Regions from separate parts of the Homo sapiens genome. Here region 2 is linked to region 1. A link is an interaction called in ENCODE POLR2A ChIA-PET data of the cell type or tissue named here. Cell type or tissue: HCT116. All regions are shown on one strand. Links, peaks and the distances in the headings refer to the core of each region. The heading gives the core; the rest is flanking DNA.

What was found. ChIA-PET counts read pairs that join two places held together with the same protein. Peaks named below come from ENCODE experiments on the same cell type or tissue, not always from the same donor. Only the 100,000 strongest peaks of a DNase experiment are listed, where the experiment ranks them.
Region 2: POLR2A ChIA-PET joins it to region 1 with 6 read pairs; 1 of 35 experiments calls an interaction of 5 or more read pairs at or near these places.

The regions. Positions count from the first base shown.
Region 1 is chr10:16,372,043-16,388,118 of GRCh38, reverse strand. No RefSeq gene overlaps it. Among named protein-coding and RNA genes, the nearest start is that of PTER, 57 kb to the left of the region's middle. In HCT116, for the core only: no CTCF peak of the experiment used is centred there; a DNase peak (open chromatin) is centred at 6,808; H3K27me3 peaks cover 3,803 bases.
Region 2 is chr10:15,006,697-15,022,772 of GRCh38, reverse strand. ACBD7-DCLRE1CP1 (ACBD7-DCLRE1CP1 readthrough) reads left to right here. Exons shown (of 8, transcript NR_144471.1): 4 at 910-969; 5 at 4,621-4,722; 6 at 5,482-5,546; 7 at 5,729-5,869; 8 at 7,302-7,701. It also overlaps the pseudogene OR7E115P and the pseudogene DCLRE1CP1. Among named protein-coding and RNA genes, the nearest start is that of OLAH, 29 kb to the left of the region's middle. RefSeq lists an enhancer at 8,805-8,864. In HCT116, for the core only: no CTCF peak of the experiment used is centred there; a DNase peak (open chromatin) is centred at 9,102.

The DNA.
Region 1 (16,076 bases), core at 2,575-10,574:
GATTCTCCTGCCTCAGCTTTCCGAGTAGCTGGGATTACAGGCACCTGCCACCACGCCTGCCTAATTTTTTTTTTTTTTTTTTTGTATTTTTAGTAGAGACGGGGTTTTGCTATGATGGCCAGACTGGTCTCAACTCCTGACCTCGTGTCCACCCACTTCCACCTCCCAAAGTGCTGGGATTACAGGCGTGAGCTACGGCGCCCGGCTGTGTATAATTAACGGCATAAACTACAAGTGTTGGTAGAGATTGGGCCAGGCATCTCAGCAGGCTCAGGTGTGGCATATTAGAGGATGGGTTAAATTTTGTATAACCTGTAAGCAATGCCATTATGTGGTTGCCTTCTCTACATTTACCCAGGGACAGATCCAAACTTATAGCCTGTGAATCTGGTGACAATAATATCACTTATTGGACAATGACTACTGGCCAGTTACCTTACATTTATTATCCTTTTTAATCATCATACAAGGGCACATCTGGGATTTGTAGGGCCTGAAGTTTGTACGATTTGGGAAGCTTGGTTTAAGAACACGGACAAAGCCCAGGTGTGGCGACTCATACCTGTAATCCCAGCACTTTGGGAACCCAGCATGGGTGAATTGCTTGAGCCCAGGAGTTTGACACCAGCCTAGGCAACACGGTGAAACCCCGTCTTTACAAAAAAAAAATACAAAAATTAGCTGAGCATGGTGGCACATGCCTGTGATCCCAGCTACTTGGGAGGCTGATGTAGAAGGATCGAGGCTGCAGTAAGCCATGGCCATTGCACTCCAGTCTGGGCAATAGAGTCCCTGTCTCAAAAACAAATACCTTCCCCCTGCAAAAAAAAAAAAAAAAAAAAAAAAAGGAAAAGAAAAGAAAAGAAAAGGACAAATACAGGATGAGGTACAGGGCCTTGGAAGAGACCCACGTAAGTGCGCAGTCCTGGTGATTAAGTTTCATTAGCATCACTGCAAAGCCCCCTGGGTCTTTGACCAATGCTAAGAGGCAGCGGCGTAAAACCTGTGGTGCAATTAGCAAAACTGACTCAGCAAGCTTGAACACCTTGCCGGGTATCATGCAGTTGAATATGGTAGAAGTGGGAATTGAAGCCAGGTGTGCCTCACTCCAAAGGTTACACCCCTGCTGCCCTGACAAGTAACAATGGGCCTCTTCCAGTGAAATGCTTCCGTGGTTGCCTGCTGCTCTTGGTTTTGGTGTCATCTTGTTTTACGACTTCCCTGCACATCCTGATTTGAGGACAAGAACGAACGAGAAGATTTAAAGTGAAAAAGGACATTGAGTTGATTTGAATGAGAAATATATCTGCAAGGAGGTATGTAGATGAGTGTGTTCTGTCTCAGTCTCTCTAATCAATTTCCAAAGGATTCACTAAATTACGGGTCCAAGAGTTTATTTCTTTTCTTTTCTTGCTCTATGCCAGGCTGGAGTACAGTGGTGCAATCTTGGCTCACTGCAGCTTCAACCTCTTGGGCTCAGGCGATTCTCCCACTTCAGCCTCCTGAGTAGCTGGCACTACAGACTTGTGCTATCAGGCCTGGCTAATTTTTTTTTTTTTGAGACGGTCTTGCTCTGTCGCCCAGGCTAGAGTGCAGTGGCACAATCTTGGCTCACTGCAACCTCCACCTTCCGGGTTCAAGTGATTCTCCTGCCTCAGCCTCCCAAGTGGCTGGGACTACTGGTGCTCACCACCATGCCCGGCTAATTTTTGTGTTTTTAGTAGAGATGGGGTTTCACCATGTTGCCCAGGCTGGTCTGAAACTCCTGACCTCAAGTGATCCACCCACTTCAGCCTCCCAAAGTGCTGGGATTATAGTCGTGAGCCACGGCGCCTGGCCAGCTAACTTTTTTGCTTTTTCTTGTAGAGAGGAGGTCTCACTATGCTGCCTAGGTTGGTTTCGAATGCCTGGGCTCAAGGAATCCTCCCGCGTTGGCCTTCCAAAGTGCTGACATTACAGGCGTGAGCTACCTTGCTTGGCCAGGTCCAAGGGTTTAAACACTATTCTTTTCTTTTGCATTTTGTTTTGATGAAATAGCAATTAGAACTAAAATAGAATTTTGTTATTTAAGAATATTTAACACAAAGTCTTGATAAAAAGATTGCTTGTGAATGGGAGGGAAGGGAGAGATAAGTAACTCATATTTTTTGAGAGATTATTGTGTGCTAAGCATATAATCCTCAATGTGAAACTTTGGGATAGACACACACATCTCAATTTCGCCAATGACTGAGGGGACTGAGACTCAGATTAAGTAAATAGGTCAAATCTATACTATCACAGCAGGGAAGAGGCTGCTATTTGTTTTAAGACAAAATTTCTACAAAACACCATGTCAAATCCACATGTATTTTAACAAAAGTTAATTTAACCCAAGATAGTGGTTTTCTGCAAAAGAAAAAAAATGAGTCTCATTTTCAGATATGAAATATGATTTATCCTATATGGTATTGCATCACTGACATTTTTTAATTGCAGTCTATTTAAGGGGTTAGTTAAAAAGAATTTGAAGGACCTATTAACACACGGTACAAAAATGTGACAGAAGACTAAGAGAACAGACAATCCCAATTTCTAATTGTGAAATCAGACCCTGCTTGGGTTCAGTGCGGATTTGCAGCAAGCTCATTAAAGTCCTGTAAGGGACCATCTCTCTACTCAGAGCTGACTGCGTTGAGCCCCTCTGAGAAATGATGTGATTGTTAGCCCAAGTCTGACATATAGGGCTATATGTCAACCTCTGACCTTACAAAGGTGGGAAGTTTCCTTGAGGGCTTAGAAAATATTTCTCTGCCTTGATCATCTGTAGAGAACTGTTCCTAGATTATTCTTGACACAAAAGGAAAGTAATCGTTGTGAATGCAAACTTTGAAGGTCTTTGAATACACAAAGTAATAAAGAATAGTATGTCTGGGCCATACAATAGGTAATAATGGGAATGCAAACCTTAACTTCTGCCTGGAACAATTTTATTCCAGCCTTATTCAGTGAGAACATGCCAATTTCACACCATAGTAAGAAACTATAATTTTGGTCTCTTTTTGGCACACTGGACATATACATTGTATTATAAAAATTACACGATAGAGGTATATTTTCTCTTACAGATTTCCCCGTTTATATTTCCTTTTCTTTTTTGGAGACAGAGTCTAGCTCTGTCGCCAGGCTGGAGTGCAGTGGCACGATCTTGGCTTACTGTAACCTCCTCCTCCCAGGTTCAAGCAATTCTCCTGCCTCAGCCTCTCCAGTAGCTGGGAACACCAGCATGTGCCACCATGCCCAGCTAATATTTGTATTTTTAGTAGAGACGGGGTTTCACCATGTTGACCAGGCTGGTCTTGAACTCCTGACCTCAAGTGATCACCCACCTAGGCCTCCCAAAGTGCTGGGATTACAGGTGTGAGCCACTGTGCCCAGCCCCCTTTATATTTTCATCTTTTCAGAGGATGTCTCAAACAAAAGTCACCAATTTACTTAGGGTCAATATAGCAGAAAAAAATAAAGAGTTTGTCCCTTAATATAGTCTCGGCAGAATTACTGTCAAATCTAACAATTCATAATGATAGTAGTGTTGTTTAGGTTTCTATTGCTTTCTTTTCATCATTTTCGTAGGATCATGCTTCCTCGATTTTTCTCAGACTGTGTTGCTAGTGGTTCACTGATTTCAACCCAGCTGCAATTCTTCGGATATCTGTCAGGACCCTTTCCAGGGTCTGAGCAGGTCTTATTTGCAGAGTGCTCACTCGGACCAATGAAGCAGAGGCAGCCAGCTGGGCGCATCAGCAGTTGGCATGCCTTCCCCACTCGGTTTCTAACCATATGCCTCGTTCCACGTTTTGGCACGGGCTCCGCGCGTGTGTGTAGGAGCAGCCTAATGGACAGCTGCAGCCTACTCGAAGGAGGTAACCCTTCTGAGATAATCAGATCTGCTTCCTCCACGGCTCTGTGAATTTTACCTTGCCCCTCCACAGGGCGAGAGTCTGTGATGATTGCCATGGTGATCAATTTGTCCCCTGGGAACCAGCTAGAGACCATCACACTGATTCTATGTAGGCCATTAGGTAATGCTGAGAATCTTGGAGAGAATTGCATTTTTCTATGAAAAGAATCCCTGTGGACGGCCGGTGCGAGGTTTAATTGGACTGTATAGTTAATGCTGACTGAGAGGGGACAAAGGGTCCGGGGAAATAGTCACAGAAGTGAACTGACTGATGGGTTAGTCATATTCCGCTCCACTGTTCTTTTTTAGATATTTAACAGGAAGGAGGTGAATCTCAGTGTTTTAGGGCCAAAAGCGAGGACCTATTTGCAAGTAATGGATTTGCAGATAACAAATAGTTGGGAAATTTTTAGAATACAGCATGCATTTAGGACTTCATTGCTAGGACACCTGAAAAGTAATTGTTGCTTCTTAGAGACAAATTACTAGACATCAGCTCGGCTGGAGACCACATTCCCTTTCTTCCCAGTTCTTGCTGAGATTTTGCCATAGACCAACTAACCACTCATGGGCAGCTTTCTGGACCTTAGGAACCTCATCTCTGTCTTTGCAGACATTGTTCAATCAACCTTGTTCTGATACTGGGAACTCCATTGTGGGGTTGAGCACCGCAGTCCTCTGTGAGCTCCTTCTGAAGTCTTCAAACAGTGATTTTAGGATGGCTACCTAAGCCATTAATGAGAGTTATGTGGATTCATAGGCATGACCAATTTGTTAATATCGCTACAATTTGGTGCATGCTGTTCTATGCTGTGTCTGTAGGCCCTCAAGTAAAAGTCATCAAGGCGACTTGCCCTGAGTGGTCATACAGTCGATTAGAGGAGGGAGGCAAGACTAATATTAAAGTCATCTGGCTTAAATTGAATGCACTTTATGGTTACAGGCTTGCATTGGCTTTGCTTGCTATTCTTGGCTGTTCAGATTTTCTAACTTCAATGTATATTGGACTAGTCTTACAGAGTTCCAGCTATGCTAATTCCTATGTTCAAACTCTCTTTTTCCACTGGGATTTCCATGCCTAGCAAATAAGAATGTCAGCAGAGAAGAAGAGCATCCCATTCTGGAATATTCTAATCCACTACCAAAGCCTCTCCCTACCATGCAGGTTTCCACAGTCACCTTAATACCATTTCTATTCAAGGCTCTCCACACTTCACCTTCCTTTATACCTTCCTGTACCTCAGCCCGTGGTTTCTATTTATCTCAGATGCACACATACAAGGTGTTATTTATTAAGAAACAGGGTCTTGATCTGTCTCCCAGGCGGGAAGTACAGTGGTGTGAACACGGCTCACTGAAGTCTCAACCTCCTGGACTCAAGTGATCCTCCCACCTCAGCCTGCTCGTAGCTCGGACTACAGGTGCATCCCACCAAGCCTGGCTAATTTTTAAATATTTTGTGGAGACAGGAGTCTCACTATTTTGCCCAGGATAGTCTTGAACATTTGGACTCAAGTGATCCTCCTGCCTTGTCCTCCCAAAGTGCTGGGATTAAAGTTGTGAGCCATTGCACCCAGCCCACAGGGTGTTATTAAGTTGGCTGAGACCCTGCTTGGAGACTTCTTCTCCCCCAGAACACTGAGCTGTTTCTCTTCCACCTATCACTAGATGCTGTTACATCCGCTAGTTTTCCCTGCAGCCCCCCTCAAGAGATGAGAGTAAAGCTGACCATTCCCTTTACAGGGAGCAAGTTAAACTCAGCGGCCCCTTTCCTTGATGCCATCTTGATAATCTATGTCTTAATTTATGTTATCAAGATGTATTCATTTGAACAGCTACTAAGCAACATGTTTTAGACCATTTCTGATAAAGTTTTCCTCTTCTATATTCCTATAACTGATGATCTTTGTCAGCCTAACAAAACTAGCAAAGTATTATGCACTAAATGTGTAACAAAGTAATGTGCTAGGTAAAAACTAAGAACATGTAATCACTGCAAATGCACATATACACCAAATAAACAGGACCTAAACAGTCACGCTTAATGGACATTTAGTAGATGCTTCCAGAAGATGATGGTGATGATTCATGAGATTTGGTTAAGCAAATCACAGCTGCTCAAAATATGATTGAAAATTCCTTAATTTTAGCTGATGGCCTCAAAACTATTTGGATTGTAGATTTTATTACTATTGCTTTGTTGTCTAGCAACTTTTCTGAATTTGTTTGTCGGTGAAGTTTTATTCTTTCTCTTAAAGGTCAAGCTTTTTTTTTTTTTTTTTTTTTTTCTGCATTTTCCTTCTTTTTTTGAGATGGAGTTTCATTCTTGTTGTCCAGGCTGGAGTGCAGTGGCCTGGTCTTGACTCACTGCAACCTCTGCCTTCCCAGGTTCAAGGGATTCTCCGGTTTCAGCCTCCTGAGTAGCTGGGATTACAGGCATGTGCCACCACTCTGGGCTAATTTTGTATTTTTGGTAGAGACGGTGTTTCACCCTGTTGGTCAGGCTGGTCTCAAACTGCTGACATCAGGTGATCTGCCCACCTCAGCCTCCCAAAGTGCTGGGATTACAGGTGTGAGCCACCATGCCTGGCCTCCTCTTTCTTTTATTTTTGATTCTTTTTCTTTCTAAAACTTAATTTCTGTTTCATATTCATTTTCCCATAGCTTCAGTAGTTCCTGCAAAATGTTGTTGTCATAACTCAGCAACATCCGTTCATCATTTGTCTACATTCTGGTTGTGATAGCATTCTCCCTTGGTGCAGACACTATAAGAAGCAAAGGAGAAAACAAATGCTTGACTCATTAATCATTTTCTCAGTCTCCACGTCAACTGAGACCATGACAAAGGTTAATCATAAAGCAGGTGTCCATCTGTACCGGTCAGTGCTCATGAACAGCAGTCATCAATGAGTCATCTCTGAATCAAGAACTTCTGTAGATGATTGTGTACTTTTCAAATAAAGGTCAACCATTTGGGCTAGGTTAAAACCACTGGTGGAGCCAAGGTGCAGAAAGTCATGTACAAGTCCAAAAAATGGACATAAACATTAGCTTACAGTTGTTTTGAACCTTTGCACTCTTTTAAAATAAGGTTCCTTATTAAAAGAAGCCTTTTAATAGGTAAGTTTAGTAAGGTTTCTTTAACACATCTATTTCTTTGCCAAAGAACTTGATGGACTAAGGGTAGTTTCAGATGGCTCTAAAATTTCACTTTCAAAATTCATTAAATTGTATTTAAGTTTGTTTTATATCTTATGAGACTCTCCACCTTATGAAAATTTCATCACTTTTTAAAGTTAATTCCATTAATCTTCCAAGTCTTTCTTTGATCTTATGAGATATGAACTAATGTTATAAGTTCTCTGAAAAAATGTTTATATCTGTTTAAATTCCTCATTAATTTCTATCGAAATATGCTTAAAATGTTATAGAAAAATTTCATTTTTTTAAAGAAGTATATATCAGACAAGGCTGTATTTATTTTTAATAGGCTTAAACATTGTATCTGAATTAAAAATTTTAAAAGAATAATTGGAATGGGTTAAGAGTTGAGATAGGGCCAGGTGCAGTGGGTCACACCTGTAATCCCAGCACTTTTGGAGGCTGTACTGGGGGGATTGCTTGAGCCCAGGAATGGTTGAGACCAGCCTGGGCAACACAGTGAGACCCCATCTCTGAACAAAATTGAAAAAAATAGCTGGGCGTGGTGGTGGTGGTGCATGCCTGTAGTTCTAGGCTGAGGAAGGAGGATCATTTGAGCCTGGGAGTTCAAAGCTACATTGAGCTATGATTGCACTGCACTCCAGCCTGGGTAACAGAGCCAGACCCTATCTCAAAAAAAGAAAAAAAAAAGAAAAAGGAAAAAAGTTGACTTACAAATGAAGTTAATGGAGGAAAGCTGTTTGAACCAAAACAGCAGGCACAGGTATATCCAACAAGCAAAAAAGGGAACGATAAGGACAAGGAGTTCTGAAACTAGCAGACCTGATCTGAAGTCTAGGCCAAGCTCTAACTGGCTGTGAGACTTGGGGCAGGTGGGTGCGCTGCTCTGAGTTGTGCTCACGTGTGTAACGGAGGTGGTGATGATGATGCCGCCTGGCTACCTTCCTAGGGTCTTTCTGAGGAACACAGGAGCAGAGTGCTTAGCTGCGTGCTGCACAGCATGGACTAAATATTTTATTTTTTAAAGTTTGCTTATTCACTTTATGCTTTCATGTTTAAAAACTAGAAAAAAGCTTTTTCTTTAGAATGCTCACTAGAGGGTCAGGCGCGGTGGCTCACGCCTGTAATTCCAGCACTTTGGGAGGCCAAGGCAGGCAATCTCTTGAGGTCATGAGTTTGAGACCAGCCTGGGCAACATGGCGAAACCCAGTCTCTACTAAAAATACAAATATTAGCTGAGTGTGATGGTGCATGCCTGTAGTCACATAGTCCCAGTTACTGAGGAGGTTGAGGTGGGAGGACCGCTTGAGCCTGGGAGGTTGAGGCTGCAGTGAGCTGAGATCACAACGCTGCACTCTACTGTAGCCTGGGCAACAGAGCCAGACCATGTAAAAAAAAAAAAGATGCTCACTATGGGTGAAAGATATGACTCAAGATACTCCCATGCTTAAGAAAAAAATGTAATGATACAACTAAGGCCTGAGATGTAAAGGAATCACCATTTTCGTCTACTCTGGGTGAAATTGAACCTAAGTCTTTTTTTGTTTTGGTTTTAATTGACAAACGAGGATTATATATACTTACCAGGTACAATGGGATGTTTCCATACATGTATGCATTGTGGAATGAGCAAATCAGGCTAATTAGCATATCCATCACCTCAAATATTTATCACTTCTTTATGGTGAGAACATTTAAAATTCCTTTCTATTTAGCCTCAATACTAGAGGACAACTAACTAAAAATCTACCCCCCCAATTTTTTTTTTTTTTGAGATGGAGTTTTGCTCTTGTTGCCCAGGCTGGAGTGCAATGGCTTGATCTCGGCTCACTGCAACCTCTGCCTAATGGGTTCAAGCGATTGTCCCACCTCAGCTTCTGAGTAGCTGGGATTACATGTGCCTGCCACCACACCCGGCTAGTTTTTTATTTTTAGTAGAAAAGGGGTTTTGTCATGTTAGCCAGGCTGGTCTCGAACTCCCTACCTCAGATGATCCACCTGCCTCGGCCTCCGAAAGTGCTGGGATTACAGGCGTGAATCACCACACCCGGCCTAAAATCCCCGTTTTAAGATTTTTATTTATTTCTATTTTTTTTTAAATATAGATGGGGTGGGGTGGTGGGTCTCACTTTGTTTTCCAGGCTGGTGTTGAACTCTGGGGCTCAAGTGATCCTCCTGCCTTGGCGTCCCAAAGTCACGGGATTACAGGTGTGAGCCATTACAATCTGCCTGTTTCTAGGTTTGAATGCCTTCAGGTGGACCCAGCCTTTCCAGTTGGCCGCAGGCTCCATCACTTCCTCTTGTCTCTCCTTTCACCCATTTCCCACGTTTCTCCAGTCTCTTACCTGTTCAGACAAAGATAAGTTGTGGATTTAGTTACATCAGTTTAAACATTTTTGTTGGTGGGGTAGTGGGGCGAGGTTCTCTGATCTAAGCCCGACCGTGAACTTGAGAGAAAATTATCACAAATCTATGCCACAAATAAATGTAGGTACTCAGAATCCCCAAGGCTACATCCACAATCATAAACAACTGCAGTGATGGCTAACACACGCCCTTCAGGCCCCAGCAAACTTTACCCACTTTTTTTTTTTTTTTTTTAAGACAGAGTCTTGATCTGTCACCCAGGCTGGAATGCAGTGGTGTGATCGTGGCTTACTGCAACCTCTGCCTCCCAGGTTCAAGCAATTCTCCTGCCTCAGCCTCCCAAGTAGCTGGGATTACAGGCATGCACCACCACGCCCAGCTAATTTTGTATTTTTAGCAGAGACAGGGTTTCACCATGGTGGCCAGGCTGGCCTTGAACTCCTGAGCTCAGGCAATCCACCCTCCTTGGCCTCCCAAAGTGCTGGGATTACAGGCATGAGCCACCACGCCCGGCCACATTTCTTGCTGCTTCACCTTGAAACAAAAGGGGGCTGCACTTGATTGCCCTCAAGGATTGCCTATGAGATTTGTGAGTTTGCTGACTCTGCAGCTGGTTGCTGCTTGGGAGGGCTGGGTTGGAGAGGGATCTGGGGACTTGGACTGGGCTTTGTGGGTTTTTTTTTTTTTTTTTTTTTTTTTGAGACGGGGGCTTGCTCTGTTGTCCAGGCTGGAGTGCAATGGTGCGATCTCAGCTCACTGCAACTTCCACCTCCTGGGTTCAAGCTATTTTCCTGCCTTAGCCTCCTGAGTAGCTGGGATTACAGGCGCGTGCCACCATGCCCAGCCAATTTTTGTATTTTTAGTAGAGACAGGGTTTCACCATGTAGGCCAGGCTGGTCTTGAACTCCTGACCTCATGATCCACCCATGTTGGCCTCCCAAAGTGCTGGGATTGCAGGTGTGAGCCACCATGCCCGGCCAATGGGACTGGGCTTTGAATAGTGGATGTACCTAATTAATGGGAAGACAAAAGAATTAAGTTACCAAAGTTTTCCTCTCAAATGGTATACACCCAATAGATTCTTGTATAGCAAGTAGAACCTAAAAACTGAGAACTCAAAGCTAAAAACTGAACCTCAGTAGAACCAAGAGGTTAGTTTTTAGTTTTCCTTCCTTTCCCCACTCATGGTTCTAGAGGTACTAAGCAGTATGGAATTTACAAGACAGGCGGGTATTTGCAGAGGAGCATTTTGTTGCATTAAATGAGTCATGTCATTCTTCAGTTTCTACATATAGTACGGGAGCGGTGGCTCACACCTGTAATCCCAGCACTTTGGGAGGCCGAGGTGGGCTGATCGCTTGAGCCCAGGAGTTCAATACCAGCCTGGACAACAAAGTGAGACCTCGGCTCTCCAGAAATAAATAAAATTAGCCTGGTTTGATGGTGTGTGCCTGTAATTCCAGCTACTTGTGAGGCTGAGGCAGGAGAGTGGCTTGAACCCAGGAGGTGGAGGTTGCAGTGAGTTGAGATAATGCCACTGCACTCTAGCTTGGGCAACACAGCAAGACTGTCGCTAAAAAATAAAAAATTAACTGGGTATGGTGGCACATGCCTGTAGTCCCAGCTACTCAGGCTGAGGTCGGGGTGGGAGGATCCCTTGAGCCTAGGAGGTTGAGGCTGCGGTGATCTATGATCACACCACTACAATCCATCCTGGGTAACAGAGTGAGATCCTGACTCAAAAAAAAAAAAAAAAAAAAAAAAAGTTTCTACATATATGTAGGCTTAGGAGTATAAAGCAGATATAAATTCTTTACAATGGCAATTAAGTGAACACTGAAGTCTAGAATTACAAGTAGTTTCATTTTTATGAGTATACTTAATGAGATTGAATTAAATTTTCAAAAACTATTTAAATTTAGTTAATTAAACTTGTCATATACATTAATTATAATGTGTATTTTCCCTTGATTTTAATTAATCTCTATTATAGAAGAAAACACCTTTTTTAAAAGAACATACAAATATTTGATTTTTTGCATTTATATTAATTTTCCTTTTAGATAAAATATGCTCAAGTTTTGGACACAATTAAAAAATTTAAAAATTCTTTAGGTGATGATTGATAATTGAGCAAAAATTATGTAAATATCTTCATTATAATAGCATAATTATTGATTTTTGTGGAAAGGCAAAGAAACTATGAAACTCTAATTTATGAAGTATATATCATTATGTTATTACTCATCTAATCATCACTGGTGCATTGACAAAATATTTGGACATATACAAAAATAATTAAATTCAGCCACCTTCTGTTTTACTGACTTTTAGTCACATAAAATTCATAGCTTAATATACTGTTTTTTATTAAGATATATTTGTGAAGGCGGGGGAACAATAAATAATTTTGTAGATTTTTGGCTGGATTTTTAATGTGAAAATATTTAAACAAATATTATATCTGTCTACATTTGTCAACTTAACCTTCTATTCCCCAGATGTTAGCAGCAGGTCTAGAATGAGGCAGAGTGGAGCATCTAAAGGGAGACAGTTACTCTCATTTCCCTACTGAATTCTAGAGAAGATTTTATAGAAACATGGCAGAAATTACGTTGTACTGACCTCGCAGAAATTGACCCATGTATTTCTGTTTGGTTAATTGTGGTTCCATATTCAAAGTTCCTTGACTCAAGAAGTTGCTGTGTCTCTCATAGTCCTTGTCTATAAAAACAGACACTCTGGTAGTAGAATTGCATCAAATACTGATCAAGAAAACAAAAAGGAATTAGAGGGTGGAATTTATAATAACCACTCTTCTTTAAAAAAAAAAGTGGGGTTGATGTCTTACTGTGGGGAAACTTAGAGACATTTTAGAGGTGTCATTTTTACTAAAATTGTGCTTAGATTTTATGTCATTTTAGCGATGAACATATTTATGTACTCTTTCTCTACAAAAATATTATGTACCTACTTGGGTATTTACATGAAAATGGAAGCACTCTAGATGAGTTAGTAACAGTCTTATCATATGAGGTATGCATCATACTGTTATTATGTGAATTTGGGATTAAAATACATTCAAAGTTCGTTCTTTACAGAACTTACCAACTCAGTTCTATTTTTTCCTTGTAAGTATTTAAAAACACACAGCTTTTTATACTATGAAAACACACATTTGTAAAAATGGGATTGCGTCTGTGCTGATGTTAAAGTTTACTGAATTTTTCTCACTTGACTGTGAGTGAAATTAATGTGGATAGTTTTACGTGAGGGCCATGTGACTTACCTCTGGGGAAAAGTCTTGAACTTTTCTCCCTAGAACCTGAACACGAATGTCTGTCACTCTTGTAGTTATTTTGAGACCCGCCTCTAAAAGATAAAGTGTGGCTTTGAGCAAAACTGATCTCTTTTCCTAACAGCTGCTGTATTTATGGGAAAATGTCCCTGCCTGTGACTATCCGATGATTCTGTCATCTTATCTGTTGAACACTTGAGTAGCTTGACATTGATGATTTCTCATGTTTCTTGTGACCTTCGGGGCTTCCTTACTGGAGGCTTCAAGGATAAAGACCTCAGTTGTAAGCTCCTTAACTCCTAGAGAGGAAAGAGCCTGCTTTTATCTTTCCATGTGTTCCAGATACAATACTTTAATTTTCTAAGTGTCCAACAGTCAATGAAGTGCCTTTGCCTGCAGTATTGATTCCATCAGACACCCAGAAAGCATGATTTATAAATACTCAATGCCTTTTTCTATTCTTAGGCGAATGGAATCTACAGTAAGTATAATGAAGATTAGACACTCATGAGACTTGGTGTCCAGGTAGACATATTACACATTTTAAGTGCTGATGATCAACTCAGAGCAGAAGTTTTGTGAAGTGATCCAAGGACATGCACTTGTCATCAGGATCACCCATATCACTTTTGTTTTACTCTCTTTTTTTTCCTTAAGCTCTTTTGGACTTGACCTATATAGCATTTAAAGATTTAAATTCCTGGCAGTGTGCTGTGGCTCACATGTGTAATCCCAGCACTTTGGGAGACTGAGAAAGGAGGATTGCTTGAGGCCAGGAGTTTGAGACCAGCCTGGGCAACATAGGGAAACCTTGTCTCCACCAAAAAAAAAAAAAAAAAAAAAAGAAAATAAAAAAGATTCAAATTCCTAAGCCCACTCTTTATCTACCAAATAAAAACTGGGGGGCAGTGAGAGGATGGAAGGAGCTGGAAGTTACACTCTTTATGTTCTACTTGCCTCTCCGCATTCACGCTTCTGTCTGTACTTGGTACCCAAGGGGCTGGTCTGTATGGACATGACTGAGCACCTTGCCTTCTGGCTTCCAGGTGTGTTCAGCAAAGTGGGAGACAGAGCAGGAGACAGGAGGGAGTGGGGAGAGTGAGTCTGGATATTTCTCTCTCCTCCCTGCACCTCTCCCTGCAGGTCATTTCTAGCTGGCTATTTCCCTCCTAAAGATTCTATCAAGGTAGTACTCTCTACAAGACTCCTTTTTTAATTGAGACAGAGTCTTGCTTTACTCTGGAGGCTGGAGTGCAGTGGCACCATCATGGCTTCTTGCAGCCTCCATCTCCTGGACCTAAGCTATCCTCCTGCCTCAGCCTCCCAAGTAGCTGGGACCACAGGCATGCACCACCATGCCTGGCTAGTTTTTCAAACCTTTTTTTTTTTTTTTTCCATAGAGATGAGGTCTCAGTATGTTGCCTAGACTGGTCTTGAACTCCTCCACTCAAGTGATCCTCCCACCTTGGCCTCCCAAAGTGCTGGGATTGCAGGCATGAGCTGCTGCACCCAGCCTACAGGACTCTTCTTTATCCTGGTGGCCACTTCCTTCCTTGTGCCTGTGGTCTTGGGGCTGTTAGCCCTCTGTTACTGCACTTTCTCTTACGGTTTTCTTACGCTCTGCTTGTGTCTTTAAAATAACCCCTTTATTAAATTCTCCTCAGATGACCTAATTTGTGTATGTCATCTCTTTGTACTTTCTGCTGGAATCCTGATACAGAATTTTAAATACTCATTTAAAATTTGCAAGATCTCTTTGTTCCTGGAGATAGCATGTTGCTATATATCTTCTGAGTACACTGAGTTTATGTAGAATGAGTTCTCATTCTGTGTATGCCTATAAATGGTAATTTTTTAAAATTTGTACTTTTGAAATACAATTTATTGCACCCATTTTAAGTGTACAGTTTGAGTTTTGAAAATTGTATATCGCTGTGTAATCATCTTGACAATCAAGTTAAAGAACATATCCATCACACCAAAAAGTTCTCTTCCCTGCCTAGCTCCTCTCTATACCAGCCCCAGGCATAAACTGATCTGCTTTGTCACTACAGATTAGTTTTGCCTGTTCTAGAATTTTATATAAATGGAAATGTATAGTATTTATTCTTGTAATTTTTTTTGAGACAGTGTCTGAAAAGACCTGTAGGTGACAGGTGCACTAAAACCTCAGACTTCAGGCCAGGCGCAGTGGCTCACACCTGTAATCCCAGAACTTTGGCAGGCCAAGGCAGGTGGATCACCTGAGGCCAGGAGTTGGAGACCATCCTGGCCAACATGGCAAAACCCCGTCTCTACTAAAAATACAAAAATTAGCCGGGCATAGTAGCATGTGCCTGTAATCCCAGCTTCTTGGGAGGCTGAAGCAGGAGAATCGTTTGAACCTGGGAGGTGGAGGTTGCACTGAGCCAAGATTGTACCACTCCACTGCACTCCAGCCTGGGCAACAGAGTGAGACTCTATCTCCAGAAAAAAATAAAAATAAAAATAAAAATAAAAAAACTCCTCAAACTTTACACTACACAGTTGATCCGTGTAACCAAAAACCGCTTATACCCCAAAAGCTATTGAAATAAAAACATAAAAAATAAAAAATATATAAATACCTGTCTGTGCCCAGGCTGGAATGCAGTTGCACAGTCATTGGTTCCTCTAGTCTTGAACTCTTGGGTTAAGAAATCCTCGTACTTCAGCCTCCCAAGTAGCTAGGACCACAGGTGTGTGCCACCACATCCAGCTAAATTTTTAAATTATTTTGTAGGAACAGGATCTCTCTATGTCGCCCAGGCTGGTCTTGAACTTCTGGGCCCAGGGATCCACCTGTCTCAGCCTCCCAAAGTGCTAGGATTATAGGTGTGAGCCACTGCACCCAACCTATTTATTCTTAAGTCTGTTTTTCTATTCATCATGTTTTTGAGATGTATCCTTCTTGTGTGTCTATCATTGGTTTGTCTTTTTTTATTGCTCATTAGAATTCCAGTGTATAAACAGATCACAATTTGTTTATTCACTTGGCTATTAATGAATATTTGAGTTATTTCTAGTTTTTGGCTATTATAAGTAAGCTGGTATGAGCATTCATGAATGTGTTTCTGTGGATATGTTTTTTTTTTCCATAAATACCTGGGAGTGGAATGGCTATATCATAAGGAAAGTATATATTTAGCTTCATTAACTGAAACTTTCATAGTATTGTTCTTACAAACCATAAATATATTTATCCATTGACTTAAATCCTATTTAATTTCTCCCAGTAGCATCTTACAATTTTCAGTATCGAACTTTTACACATCTTTTCTTAGATTTATC
Region 2 (16,076 bases), core at 4,539-12,538, 1.4 Mb after region 1:
TTCATTCCAGAAATGCAAAAATACTTTAACACCCAAACCTTAGACACTGTAAGTTTTAGGACATTAGTGGACTAAAAAGATGAAAAATCACACTGATCTATTCATCAGATACTTACTGAATGCCTCTTATGTGCTAGTCTCTGTTTTGATGGCAGGGGGAAATGTACCAGGGAGCGTTCTGCAGCACTTAGAACCAGTGCATGAGGCTGGGTGTGGTGGCTCACGCCTGTAATCCCAGCACTTTGGAAAGCTGAGGCAGTTGATCCTGAGGTTAGGAGTTGGAGACCAGCCTGGCCAACATGTCAAAACCCTGTCTCTACTAAAAGTACAAAAAACTCAGCCTTGCGTAGTAGCGGGCGCCTGTCATCCCAGCTACTTGGGAGGCTGAGGCAGGAGAATCGCGTGAACCCAGGAGGCGGTGGTTGCAGTGAGCCAATACCACACCACTGCGCTCCAGCCTGGGAGAGCGAGAATCCATCTGAGAAAAAAAAAAAAAGAACCAGTGTATGAAGCATCCATGTCACAGACCCATCCAGACTGTGTTCTGAGGCACAAAAGTTAGGACACATGACCACGTTTTTACAAAGACTCAAAATTCAGAGAGAGAGGGGAACGGGAGTGGTAGGGATGGGGAGATGAAGGAGGAAAAATGAATTCATGGAAACAGAATTGTGTCAGAGGATTATATGCATTTACAAGGCATTTACTCCGTATTGCCAAATCTGCCTCAAGACAGGTATTATTTTCTTTACAATTCTTTCTGTTAAAATATTTATTACAATGTAATCGGAATTGTTTATATAGAGAGTCTGAAACTTCTCTTTGCCCCGTTTCTGTGTTTCAGACAGCAAAGGCATATAAAGCCATGAAAAACTGCTACATACATGGTCTCTTATTTTATTTTTACAGATATCTATTGAAATCGAGGCTCCTACCCAGATATCTTTAGTGGATGAAGCATCAGGAGAGGTAACTAAATATTAAATATTGATTTTTTTAAAAAAATGCGGTGCTAAAATGATTGTTTATATTTCTCTTTGATTTTGTAGTCAGATGCTCCACCCATCAGCTATACCCTCAATCTTTCTCTTTGATTTTGAATGCTCATTTAACCATAAATAAAAATCTAGTAATTGAGTGGGGTTTTAGGGGCAAAAAATCCCTTTGTGATTGTGTAAGTCCATTTGGGCTGGACTCACAAAACTACCGTAGACTGAGTGGCTTATACAATAGACACTTGTTGCTTAGGTTTCTAGAGACTGGAAATCCAAGATCCAGTCTCCAGCAGATTTCGTGTCTGGTGAGGGCCCACTTCCTGGTTCTTTTTTTTTTTGAGACGGAGTCTCACTCCGTCACCCAGGCTGGAGTGCAGTGGTGTGATCTTGGCTCACTGCAACCTCCACCTCCTGGGTTCAAGCGATTCTCCTGCCTCAGCCTCTCTAGTAGCTGGGATTACAGGCGCCTGCCACCACGACCAGAGCCCAGCTAATTATTGTATTTTTAGTAGAGAGGGGGTTTCACCATGTTGGTCAGACTCATCTTGAACTCCTGACCTCAAGTGATCTGCCTGCCTTGGCCTCCCAAAGTGCTGGGGTGACCGGTGTGAGTCACTGTGCCTGGCCACTTCCTGGTTCTTAGATGCTGTCTTTTTCCCTGTGTCCTCCCATAGTAAAGGAGCAAACAAGCTCCCCTGGGCATCTTTTATAAAGGCACTGATGTCACTCACAAGGCTTCTATGCCCAACAACTAATCACCTCCCAAAGGCCTCCTAATAAAACCACTTTGGGGGTTAGGATTTCAACATACGGATTTTGGGAAGGGACACGAACATTTAGTCCTTAACAGTGATGTATTTATTTCCCATGTTGTAAAGGATTGGGCATGGCTTATTTTTTGTTCCTTATTACATGCTAATGATGGGAACCCTGGTGTTGATATTACTACCTGATGTTATTGTCACATTTACTGAGTTTTATAATATTCAGAATTTAAAATGGTGATTAATATTTTTGCAGCAAATTCATGGATATTGTACTTTTTTTCTGAACCCTTATTCAGAAAAGGGGCACTGCCAAGTGGAAAAATTTATTTTTCATCATTAAATTTTGAGTAGTACTTTTGTGAATGTATGGTTTTAATAAGTAGGACTATAGACATACACCCCCCGTTTTTTTAACCTTTTCCTATTTTGGTTAATATTGGTTTTGTAGCTTGATTATAGCACACTGCTTTGCCATGTTTAACTGTGAGGGTGTCTTGTGTTGTTTGAATGTGATCTGAACAGAAACTGACCTTTTCAGATGTTTCTTCTTTGGAGATCAGACAGTTGAAGTTGAAGTATTCTTCCCATCAAATTATCCTGAGGGAGGACTACAGAGCCAGTTTAGGGAGAATTAAAAAGGAAAAAAAAAAATAGGTGAACCTTTGTAAATGCCATCCTGGACTCTGCCAACTGCTTTTCCGGGGAATAGTGTGATAGTGTGTGGCCTTGTCACATCAGGGATATTGGTGAAAGGCATTCCCTGAGCTGGGGGCTGACAGCAGGCTGACTTTTGAGCAGTCTTGCCTCCACTTTGATTTTTTATGTTTCTTCCTGTGTGCCATGACTTTTGTGCATTGTTTATCCAGCTCCAACCAGGGGGAGACCCATTCGAAAGGGTCCTCCAGAATGAATGGAGACTTCCATGAGGAGTCACTGTCACTGAGCAGTGACCTGGTGTGTGCAGAGCTCTCCCCACTTACTGATGGCTGGAGAGGCAGTAGTGCCCGCAGGTCTTGCCCTTGCCGAACAGTATGATGTGCAGTGTGTATCGGGACCAGGCCTCATCCAGGCTTTAATCTTTTTTTTTTTTTTTTTGAGACTGAGCCTCACTGTGTCGCCCAGGCTGGAGTGCAGTAGGGCGATCTTGGTTCACTGCAATCTCCACCTCCTGGGTTCAAGCGATTCTCTTGCCTCAGCCTCCTGAGTAGCTGGGATTACAGGTGCCCACCACCACGCCTGGCTAATTTTTGTATTTTTAGTAGACACAGGGTTTCACCATGTTGGCCAGACTGGTCTCTAACTCCTGACCTCAAGGGGTTCACTCACCTCAGCCTCCCAAAGTGCTGGAATTACAGGCGTGAGCCACCGCACCTGGCTAAGGCTTTAAAAATTGTTAAATAGTGGCCGGGCTTGGTGGCTCTCACCTGTAATCCCAGCACTTTGGGAGGCCGAGGCAGACGTATCACTTGAGGTCAAGAGTTCAAGACTAGCCTGGCGAACATGGTGAAACCCCATCTCTACTAAAAATACAAAAAATTAGCCAGGCGTGATGGCAGGCGCCTGTAATCCCAGCTGGGGAGGCTGGGGCAGGAGAATTGCTTGAACCCAGGAGGCAGAGGTTGCAGTGAGCCAAGATCACGCCATTGCACTCCAGCCTGGGCGACAGAGTGAGACTCCGTCTCAAAAAAAAAAAAAAAAGTAAATAGCTTTATTGACATAGAAATCAAGTCACACACTTGTGTATCCATCACCACAATCAATTTCAGAATATTTTCAGCACCCCAAGGGAAGAAGCCTTTAGCGATCGCAATGCCTCCCTATTCTCTCCTTCCCCAACCCCCGGCAACCACTACTGTATTGGACTCTCTGTCTCCATGGGTTCACCTATTCCGGATATTTCCTATGAGTGGAATCATACAACATGTGCTCATTTCATATCCGGCTTCTTTCACTGAGGATGTTTTCAAGGATCATCCATGTTGCAGCACGTGTCACTTCTTTTTATGGCCAAATAATATTTCATTGTATGGCTAGACCACATTTTCCTGATTCGTGCATCAGTTGATAGACATTTGAACTGGTTCCACCTTTTGGCTAGTATGAAGAATGCCGCTGTGCCAGCTGGGCGTGGCAGTGCCCGCCTGTAGTCCCAGCTATTTGGGAGGCTGAGGTAGGAGAATGGCTTGAACCCAGGAATCTTGATCGCACCACTGCACTCCAGAGTAGGCGACAGAGCCAGACTCCGTCTCCCAAAAAAAAAAAAAAAAGAATGCTGCTGTGAACAGTCAGGCACACATTTTTTGTGGCCATCGGTTTTCACTTATCTTGGTGGCACACTCCTGTAGTCCCAGCTACTGGGGAGGCTGAGGCAGAGAATTGCTTGATCCCAGGTGGCGGAGGTTACAGTGAGCCAAGATTGCACCACCGCATTCCAGCCTGGGGGACAGAGCAAGACTCTTGTCTCAAAATAAAAATAAATAAATAAATAAATAAATAAATAAATAAATAAATAAATGGAAGTCTTCAGCAGCTGTTTCCCCAGCGACCTTGTATTTTATCATCACTTGTATTTCTCTCTCCATGAGCAAGAATGATCTCAACATATAATTGAAAGTGCTAACATATCACAAGGAACATCTATTAGAAATTGGGTAGCATCTCCATTCTGTTATTTTCTACCCGAGGGAAGAGGTAACAGCTGAGTGCCTGGTGTGGTTCAAATTACTGTGGGATTCCATTACCATTGTATTTTAATGGATATATTTGCAGGAAGCATTTACTATGCAGCTCACATGTATTTGCTTTATTTGGGATTTTATATGAGACTCAGAAGTCACTGGGATATATTTCTTTTTCAGGTTTTTATTTCAGGGCAATAATGGAACTATCTTGTACACAGGGGACTTCAGATTGGTGCAAGGAGAAGCTGCTAGAATGGAGCTTTTGCACTCCGGGGGCAGGTACTGGGCCTCGTATAGGTGGTTTTTTGTTTGTTTGTTTGTTTTGTGAAACGGAGTGTTGCTCTGTCGCCCAGGCTGGAGGGCAGTGATGTAATCTTGGCTCACTGCAACCTCTGCCTCCAGAGTTCAAGTGATTCTCCTGCCTCAGCCTCCCAAGTAGCTGGGATAACAGGTGTGTGCCACCACACTCAACTAATTTTGTATTTTTAGTAGAGATGGGGTTTTGCCATGTTGGCCAGGCTGGTCTTGAACTCCTGACCTCAGGTGATCTGCCAGCCCTGGCCTCTCAAATTGCTGAGATTACAGGCATGAGCCACTGTGCCTGGCCCCTTGTACAGTTCTTATGTGTATGACTGAATAAAGTATTATTGTTCTGGCCATAAACAGAACAATATTGTTCTGGCCATAAACAGGTGTGGTGGCTCATGCCAGTAATCCCAGCAGTTTGGGAGGCCGAGGTGGGTGGATCATTTGAGGCCAGGAGTTCGAGACCAGACTGGTCAACATGGTGAAACCCTGTCTCTACTAAAAAATACAAAAATTAGCAAGGAGTGGTGATGCACACCCGTGATCCCAGATACTTGGGAGGCTGAGGCAGGAGAATTGCTTGAACCCGGGAGATGGAGGAGGTGGCAGTGAGCAGACATTGCACTTCAGCCTGGGCAACAGAGCGAAACTCCATCTCAAAAAACAAAAAAAGTTACACATAATTTATATCACATTGGATGGCTAACATCAATTTTTTTCTTCTTTTCAAAGACATCCAAAGTGTATATTTAGATACTATGTTGTGTGATCCAAGATTTTACCAAATTCCAAGTCAGGTAAGTCTGCCTGGAGGAAAAGGGTTATCATCTGGGTGTGCCCGTGTTTTTAGTAGGAAGTTTGTAGGGTGACAGGTCATATCCTAACTGTCCCCGTAGGTGTGAGTACCTGGGACTGTTGGGAAGGAAAAGGCTATGTGCGGCTCTCCACCTGTTAAATGTCTCTTTAAAATCCTGTCTAGGAGGAGTGTTTATGTGGAGTCTTAGAGCTGGTTCAAAGCTGGATCACTCAGAGCCTGTACCATGTTGTGTGGCTGAACTGCAAAGCGGCTTATGGCTATGAATATTTGTTCACCAACCTTAGTGAAGAATTAGGAGTCCAGGTATGGTGACTGTTCATTCTTTTTTTTTTTTTTTTTTTTTCTTTTTTTGAGAGGGAGTCTTGCTATGTCACCCAGGCTGGAGTGCAGTGATGCGATCTCGGCTCACTGCAGCCTCCACCTCCCGGGTTCAAGCAATTCTCCTGCCTCAGCCTCCTGAGTAGCTGGGATTACAGGTGTGAGCCACCATGCCCGGCTAATTTTTGTATTTTTATTAGAGACAAGGTTTCACCATGTTGGCCAGGCTAATCTTGAACTCCTGACCTCAAGCTATCTGCCTGCCTCGGCCTCCCAAAGTGCTGGGATTATAGGCGTGAGCCAGTGCTCCCAGCATATTCATTCTTTTCTCTTGCTCCCTTCCATCCTCCCAGCTCACCTTTCCTCCCCCTCCTTGCCTGCTAAATAACTGCAAACAGGGACAGATGGAAGCACCCTATCAAGACGTGTCTGCAGCAGAGGTTCGCGGGCCCTCTGAAGGAATATATCATCTTAGTTCAGTCACATCCTCCTGGGAGAAAATTGACAGAAGCCCAAATGGCTTACAAGAGCCTTCAGTGAAATGCCCCATAGACAAAGTATTTTTCCCAAACTTTGGGTCATGAAATAAATTTAGCGATTGTGACCAGCATTGAAAATAAATTTGAACAAGGAGATATGGGAGTGGATTTTTTGCAGTACATGCTCCTCTGTTGCATGTCATGTATATGCCTTAAAGATGATTCTTGATTTTTTATTTTATTTTATTTTATTTTTGAGACTGTCTTGCTCTGTCACCCAGGCTGGAGTGCAGCAGTGGCATGGTCTCGGTTCACTGCAACCTCCGCCTCCTGGGTTCAAGTGATTCTCTTGCCTCAGCCTCTGAAGTAGCTCAGATTACAGGCCTGAGCCACCACACCTGGCTAATTTTTGTATTTTTAGTAGAGATGGGGCTTCAGCATGTTTGTCAGGCTGGTCTCGAACTCCTGACCTCAAGTGATCCACTGGCCTCCGCCTCCCAAAGTGCTGGAATTACAGGCATGAGCCATGGCGCCTGGCCGAGGGTAGATGATTCTTGATTGTTTTTGTCTGTGTGGATTACTGCTTTATTCCTCGCATTTAGAATAAAGCTCGACACACAGTAGGTGTACAAGAACATTAATTGAATTTCCCTTGAAGGACTGAAGGACAATATTAACATCATTAAATGACATCCCTGAGCCGAGTCTCTGTAATTTTTCGCTTCCGTCAGTGATGGCAGCGATCCTGACCAGTCAGCCTTGTGCCTGTTGACATGCTGGCAGGATACCAGAGTGCACTGAAATAGCCAAAAACTGCTTTTCAAGAAAGAAGAGAGGGTGAATTCACTAACTGGGTGTTTTGCCCTGAGTAATTAACCTTGAACAATTTATAGGAAATACAGTTCAAATAATTTGCCCGTACATATTATTTTCCTTAGATTCATGTCAATAAGCTAGACATGTTTAGGAACATGCCTGAGATCCTTCATCATCTCACAACAGACCGCAACACTCAGATCCATGCATGGTGGCACCCCAAGGTACATGTGTGAGTGGCTCGAGACCTCCAAAAGTTTCCCACCAGAGACCTAGGCTGCGTGTTGCTCTGGTAGGTTGATGAGCTTTGGCTGGGACACCCCACGGCAGTCGGGTGCACCAAGGGAACGGATTGCCCTACGCCCACACCTGGAGGACTGTGGGTATAAGGTGTCCAAGAAAAAAGCTCAGATCTGCTGACAGCAGGTATGTTCCTTGGGATATACTATCTGACAGGGGGAATGCAGCCTCGTATCAGAAACAAAGCAGGTCATTTGCCATCTAGCAGAGCCTAAGAGCAGAAGGCAGGTGAGAGAATTCTTAGGAGCTGTGAGGTTTTGTAGACTGTGGATCCCAAACTTTGCAGTATTAGCTAAGCCTTTGTTTGAGGTCACAAAGGAGGCGGGGACCGGGAACCTTTTGAATGGGGATCCCAACAACAGCAAGTCTTTCACGAGTTAAAGGAGAAACTTATGTCAGCCCCAGCCCTGGGGCTACCTGATCTGACAAAGCCTTTTACATCGTATGTGTCAGAGAGAGAAAAGATGGCAGCCGGACTTTGAACCCAAACTGTGGGGCCCTGGCCGAGGCTGGTGGCCTACGTCTCTAAACAAGTAGACGGGGTCTCTAAAGGATGGCCCCCATGTTTGAGGGCCTTGGCAGCAACTGCCCTGCTAGTACAAGAAGCAAATAAGCTGACTCTTGGGTAGAACCTGAACAGAAAAGGCCCCCCATGCTGTGGTGACTTTAATGAATACTAAAGGACATGATTGGCTAACGAATGCGAGACTCACCAAGTACCAAAGTGAAAATCCCCATATAACCATTGAAGTTTGTAACATCCTACACCCTGCAACCTTGCTCCCACTATCAGAGAGCCCTGTCAAGCATGATTGTGTAGAAATGTTGGACTCGGTTGACTCTAGCAGACCTGACCTCCGGGTCCAGCCTTGGGCATCAGTAGACTGGGAACTATAGGTGGACGGGAGCAGCTTCATCATCCCGCAAGGAGAGAGAGGTGCAGGGTATGCAGTGGTAACCCTGGACACTGTTGTTGAAGCCAGATCGATGCCCCAGGCCACTTCACCCAGAAAGCTGAACTCATTGCTTTCATTCAGGCCTTAGAACTCAGTGAGGGTGAGACTGTCAACATTTACACTGATTCTCGGTATGTCTTTTTAACCCTTCAAGTGCATGGAGCGTGATAGAAGGAAAAGGGCCTATTGAACTCTGGGGGAAAAGGCAGAAAATAACAACCAGAAATCTTGCATTTATTAGAAGCAGTATGGAAACCCCACAAGGTGGCAGTTATGCATTGCAGAGGACACCAGCGAGCTTCCACCTTGGTGGGCTTGGGGAATTCCCGCGCTGACTCAGAGGCTGCAAAAGCAGCATCTGTCCCCTTCCGGGCATCAGTCATAGCCCCTCTGCTCCCTCAAGCACCTGATCTTGGACCTGCTTATTCTAAAGAATAAAAGGACTTTCTCCAGGTAGAGGGAAGGACAAGTGATGGAGGAAGGATGGAGTCAGTTACCAGATGGGAGCGTAGCTGTGCCACAGCTGTGAGGAACTGCAGTTGTACTGGCACCCATCTATGTCAGGAGTCACTTGAAAAGTTGTTAGGCTGGTATTTCTACATCTCACATTTGTCAGCTCTTGCCAAAACGGTGAGGCAGTGGTGTGTCACCTGCCTACAGCCTAATGCGAGGCAAGGTCCAGCCGTTCAGCCCAGTGTACAAGCTTATGGAGCAGTCCCCTTTGAAGATCTCCAGGTAGACTTCACAGAGATGCCAAAGTGTGGAGGTAACAAGTATTTACTTGTTCTTGGGCGTACCTACTCTGGGTGGGTGGAGGCTTATCCAACACGAACTGGGAAACCTCGTGAAGAAACCCGTGTGCTTCTTCGAGGTCTGATTCCTAGATTGGGACTGCCCTTCCGGATCGGCTCAGATAACGGGCCTGCATTTGTAGCTGACTTGCTACAGAAGACAGCAAAGGTATTGGGGATCACACGGAAACTGCATGCCGCCTCCCAGCCTCAGAGTTCTGGAAAGGTGGAGCGGATGAATTGGACTATCAAAAATAGTACTATTGTCTTCCCCTCTGGATATGTAAAACACCACCACGAGGGGCGTCAAACCACCTGCTAAATTTGAGGGAATGTTATCCTCTTCCCCGCTCCCCCGGCCCCAGATATTAGAGACAATAACACACGGGTAATGTACAACCACTGCTTTATTGGGAGTAATATCATCTCCTCCCTTCTTGGATATTAGGAACAATATCACACTGTGCGTGTACGCCTGTCGCGAAATTCAATGGAATGTCATCCTGTGCTTCCCTGGATATGATGAACAGTAAGTATCACGGGGGATGTACAACTTCTGAGATATTGGGAGTGACCTCATCCTCTCCCATCTGGAACTTAGGGACAGTATCACAAGGGTAGTGTACACCCTCTGTGACATTAGGATGAATATCATCCTCCCGCCCACTGGATATTAAAAACCGTATCACAAGGGGCGTGCACACACACTTCGATATTGGTATGAATACCATCCTCTCCCTCTTTGGATATTCAGTGCAGTATTTCAGGTGGGGAATACACTACCTACAATATTGGAAGTAATATGATTTTCTCCCACCCAGGATATTGGAAAGAATATCACGGGGGGTGTGAACAACCCCTGCGATATTTGGAGTTATATCATCGTCTCCCCTCAAGAATATTAAGAACAATATCTTAGGGGTGGGGGTTGTACACTCCTTTTCATATTCGATATCATCCTCTTCCCCCTTGGATATTAGGAACAATATCAGGAAGGGATGTACAGACCCTGCGACCTTTGCTGTCATATAATTGTCTCTCCCCTAGATATTAAGGAAAATGTCACGGGGGATGTGAACACCCCTGCGATATTCGGAGTAGTATCATCCTGTCCAACCTTGCGTATTGGGAACAACATCACAGGTGGGTTGTACTGCCTCTGCGATATTGGGAGTAAAATTTTCCTCTCTTCCCCTGGATACTAGGAAGGGTATCAGAGGGGGAGGGTACACATTCCCTGCGATATTCAATGTCACCTTATCCTCTCCCTCCCAGGGTATTCAGAACAATAGGACAGGAGGGGTGTACACACCCTGCGATATTGCGAGTCATATCATCCTCTTTCACTCTGGATGTTAGGAACAATCTCACAGGGTTGTGTACGCCCCCTGCGATATTGGGAGTAATATCATCCTCTCTCCCTGTGGATATTAGGAAGAGTATCACAGGGCTGTGTAAACGCCCTGCGGTACTGGGAGTAATATCATCCCCTCTTCCTCTGGAGATGAGGAAGATTTTCACAGGGGTGTGTACACCCCCTGCGATATTGGGAGGAACATCATCCTCTCCACCTGGGAAATGAGTAAGAAGGACACAGGGGCAGGGTGGACTCCTCCTGCGATATTGGCAGTAATGTCATCCTCCCCAAACCTGGATGTTAGCAACGAGATCACAGAGGGGGTGTACACACCCTGCGATATTGGAAGTAATATGATCCTCTCCCCAACTGGATATTGGGAAAGATATCACAGCACGGGTATACATTTCCTACACTGTTGGAAGTAATATCATTCATTTCCTTTCTGGATATGAGGAAGAATATCACAGGGGTGCTGTACAATTATTTCCATATTGGGAGTACTCTCATCCTCTATTTTCCTGGATATTGGGCCCAATAACACAAAAAGGTGTACAACCCCTGCAATATTGGGAGTAATAGCATACTCTCCTTCCCTGGATGTTAGAAAACAATATCATCAGGGCTGAACACCCCCTGCGATAATGGGAGTCATATTGACTCTTTCACAGGCCATTTGGAACAATATCACAGGGGTGATACACCCCTGTTTACAAACAGGGGTGGTTTACACCCCCTGGGATATTGGGAGTAACATCATTCTCTCCACTACAGATATTAAGAACAATATCCCTGTGGGAGGTGGTACACCCCCAGTGATATTGGGAATAATGTCATCCTCTCCTTCCCTGGATATTCGGAACAATATCACAAGGGGGTGTACACCTTCCGTGATATTGGAAGCAGTATCATCCTCTCCCTCACTGGATATTAGAAAAACATATCACTCATGGTGTACAGCCACTGTGATATTAGGAAGAATATTACAGGGTGTACACCCACTCTGACTTTAGGAGAAATAGCTCCCTCAAATGTCACAAATAATACCACAGGGTATACAGTGATATCTCCCTAGGATATTACAAATACTATCACAGGGTGTATACCCACTGTGATAACAGGAGTAATATGTCCCAAGGATACTACCAAGAATATCACAGGGCTGTAAACCCACTATGACATCAGGAGTGATATCTCCCTAGGATATTATGAGTAACATCACAGAATGTACACCTATGGTGTGCACCCATGGTGATATTAGGTGTAATATCAACCCAGGGCATAACCAATAAGACCACAGGGAGTACATACATGAGGTACACCCACAGTGATGTTATGAGAACTATCTCCCTAGGATAATACGAATAACATCGCAGAGTGGACACACATGGTATACACCCACTGTGGCACTAGGACTAATAACTTTCTAAGATATTACGAATAGCATCACAGAATAGAAACACATGGTGTACCCCCACTGTAACGCTAGGTGTAATTTCTCCCCAGGATATTACAAGTAACATCTCAGTGCGTGCACACATGGTGAACACCCGCTGTGACATTAAGTGTAATATCCCCCTAGGATATTACCAATAACATCACAGGGTGTCCACCCATGGTGTACACGCACTGTGATGTTAGGGATAATATCTCCCTGGGATATGATGAATAATACCACAGGGTGTAGAGAAACTGTGATATTAGAGGTAATATCTCTCTAGGAGATTATGAATAATATCACAGGGTGTACACCCACTGTGATACTGGGAGCAATATCTCTCTAGGATAGTACAAAGAATATCACAGAGTGTACACCCACTGTGATATTAGGAGAAATATCTCTCTGGGATAATATGAATTATATCACAGAGTGTACACTCATGGTGTACATCCACTTTGATATTAGGAGTAATATCTTCCTAGGACATTACAAATAACATCACGGAGTGTACACCCACTGTAATATTAGGAATCGTATCTCCCTAGGTGATTACAAATAATATCAAAGGGTATACACCCACTGTGATATTAGGAGTAATATCTTCCTAGGGTATTATGAATAATTTCACAGTCTGTACACACATGGTGTACACTCACTGTGATATTAGGAGTAATTTCTACCTAGTGGATAACAAATAACATTGCAGAGTGTATGCCCACTTTGATATTAGCTGTAATATTTTTCAAAGTTGTTACAAATAAGATCACAGGGTGTACAAACATGGTGTACACTCACTGTGATATCAGGAGTCATATCTCTGTAATATATTATGAATAATATCACAGGGTGTACACCCACTGAATTATTCAGAGTAATATCTCTGTAGGATATTACTATTAATATCACAGGGTGTACAGTCACTGTGATATTAGGAGCAATATCTTTCTAGGATATTACAAATAATATCACAGGGTGTACGCCCACTCTGCTGTCAGGAGCAATATCTCCCTAGGATATCAAAAATCCTATCACAGGGTGTCCAATCTCTGCCTTCCAGGTTCTAAGGGATTCTCCTGCTTCAGCCTCCCGAGTAGCTAGGGTTACCCCCCACCACGCCCAGCTAATTTTTTTTTTTTTATTTTCACTGGAGACGGGGTTTCACCACCTTGGCCAGGCTGGTCTGGAACTCCTGACCTCAGGTGATCCATCAGCCTTGGCCGCCCAAAGTGCTGGGATTACAGGTGTGATCCATGGCACTCGGCCAAGAGTTATATATTCAATTCATTTGGAAACACAGCTCCCATATTTGAGTGTGCATGTACTTTTTTGAAGAAATGATGTCAGAAAACCTCAGGATGATAATAAATATGAAAAGTAACTGGCATGTGAAAAGGTGTTCCGATTAAGAACTCTAAGTTTCGATTTCGTTTTTAGATAATGTGGTCCTAGCTCTTGTATCGTCCTTTTACATATTCTACATCAAAGGAATTTGTAGCACGGTGTCAGAATAAAACAGAGTGTATTTCACAGCTTCTTAATTTCTTTCAATTAGACTGAGATCTTTTTCTTCAAGAGAGAAGGACATTTTCATTGCATTGTATTTTTTCTGAAAAGAGTAGGCCGTATTTTACTGAGATCACGGATTTGTTATATATGACGTTTTGGTCTCCTAACATTCTCTAGTGGATTTTCTCTAAAGTAGTATGTACAGAAAGAGTTCAATAGCAAAAAAGTAAATCATGTAATAATTCTGAGATTTTTGGATTTGTCACAACTGAGAAACATCGCTGGCAGTGTACGGTCCGCAAGTGTGAAAATGTTCCTTTTCATTTGCTTGCATCCAAAATATACACACAGCATTAAGGGCTGGTTTTTATCTTTTCTTTTTCCAATCCTCTTTTCTTCCCAAGGTGTCCAAGTCACACAGAGCCACAGAATCTCACAGGTATCTGAGAATTCCTCCTCCTGGGACTCTCAGAGGATCCAGAACTGCAGCCGGTCCTCGCTGGGCTGTCCCTGTCCATGTATCTGGTCACGGTGCTGAGGAACCTGCTCAGCACCCTGGCTGTCAGCTCTGACTCCCCCCTCCACACCCCCATGTACTTCTTCCTCTCCAACCTGTGCTGGGCTGACATCGGTTTCACCTTGGCCATAGTTCCCAAGATGACTGTGGACATGCAGTCTCATAGCAGAGTCATCTCTCATGCGGGCTGCCTGACACAGATGTCTTTCTTGGTCCTTTTTGCATGTATAGAAGACATGTTCCTGACTGTGATGGCCTATGACAGATTTGTAGCCATCTGTCGCCCTCTTTACTACCCAGTCATCATAAATCCTCACCTCTGTGTCTTCTTCGTTTTGGTGTCCTTTTTCCTTAGCCTGTTGGATTCCCAGCTGCACAGTTGGATTGTGTGACAATTCACCTTCTCCAAGAATGTGGAAATCTCTAATTTTGTCTGTGAGCCATCTCAACTTCTCTACCTTGCCTGTTCTGACAGCATCATCAATAGCATATTCATATATTTTGATAGTACTATGTTTGGTTTTCTTCCCATTTCAAGGATCCTTTTGTCTTACTATAAAATTGTCCCCTCCATTCTAAGGATTTCATCGTCAGATGGGAAGTATAAAGCCTTCACCACCTGTGGCTCTCACCTAGCAGTTGTTTGCTTATTTGATGGAACAGGCATTGGCATGTACCTGACTTCAGCTGTGGCACCACCCCCCAGGAATGGTGTGGTGGCGTCAGTGATGTACGCTGTGGTCACCCCCATGCTGAACCCTTTCATCTACAGCCTGAGAAACAGGGACATTCAAAACACCCTGTGGAGGCTGCGCAGCAGAAGAGTGGAATCTCATGATCTGTTCCATCCTTTTTTTGTGTGGGTGAGAAAGGGCAACCACATTAAATCCCTACATCTGCAAATGCTGCCCCTTAGTCACATTATTTTTGTGGCTTGATGGCTTTTATTCCTTTCCGCATTTCCTATGTGAATATTGTTTTCTTCGTTATGCCTTTAACTGGAATGGGTGAGTATTCTGGGCTCCTTTGTTTAGCAGAAACCTCATGACAGAATCCTCTATACCTAGGCGGCCTCCTTTAGTTTCTGAGCAATAACCCTGTCATCCAGGTGGAATCACAACCATCTTTTTATATACATGAAGTCCTCACTTCATTTTGGAATTCCCTGAAAATTGACTTGATGGAAACAATGTACAGCAAGTCTTCCAACACAATTGGTGCGTTCAAAGTTGTGTAGTTATAATGTTGGTGAGGAATAAGTGGTTTCACTATACCTAATTTTGCTTAAAGGTGAAGTTTCCAAGAGACTTTCAAAGATATTAAGTGAGGACATACTGTACATCAAATTCATATCCTCTTCCAGAGTTCATGTGGAATTTCTTTATAAACTGCTTCTAGAGAATCTATTTAGGCAGGTTATGTGTAGAGATCCATGTCGCCGTTCCTCAATCTTGGCTTTGAGTCAAATCACCTGGGGAGCTTACAGATGATGAGGCCTGGGTCTCAATACCTGAGATTCTGATTTCCCTGCACCTGTGTGAGTATGTGGATTTTTTTTTTTTTTAAAGCACCAGAGGTGGTTCCAATGACGAAGTTTTTAGAGGCATCAAGCTCCAATGAGTAAGAGCAGAAGTTAATTGTAATATGATTTCTTCAAATATTATCTTCAAATGCATTGTCCATCAACACCATACAAATGTTTATTATGCTGTTGTTTCTTACCATTTAGCATTTTCCATTTTTTTCTTTTTCTTTTTTTTTCTTTTTTTCTTTTTGAGGCAGAGTTTCATTCTTGTTGCCCAGGCTGGAGTGCAATGGCACGATCTCGGCTCACTGCAACCTCTGCCTCCCCTATTCAAGCGATTCTCCTGTCTCAGCCTTGCAAGTAGCTGGGATTACAGGCATGCACTACCATGCCTGGCTAATTTTTTTTTTTTTTTTTTTTTTTTTGGTATTTTTAGTAGAGACAGTGTTTCTCCATATTGGTCAGGCTGGTCTTGAACTCCCGACCTCAAGTGATCTGCCCGCT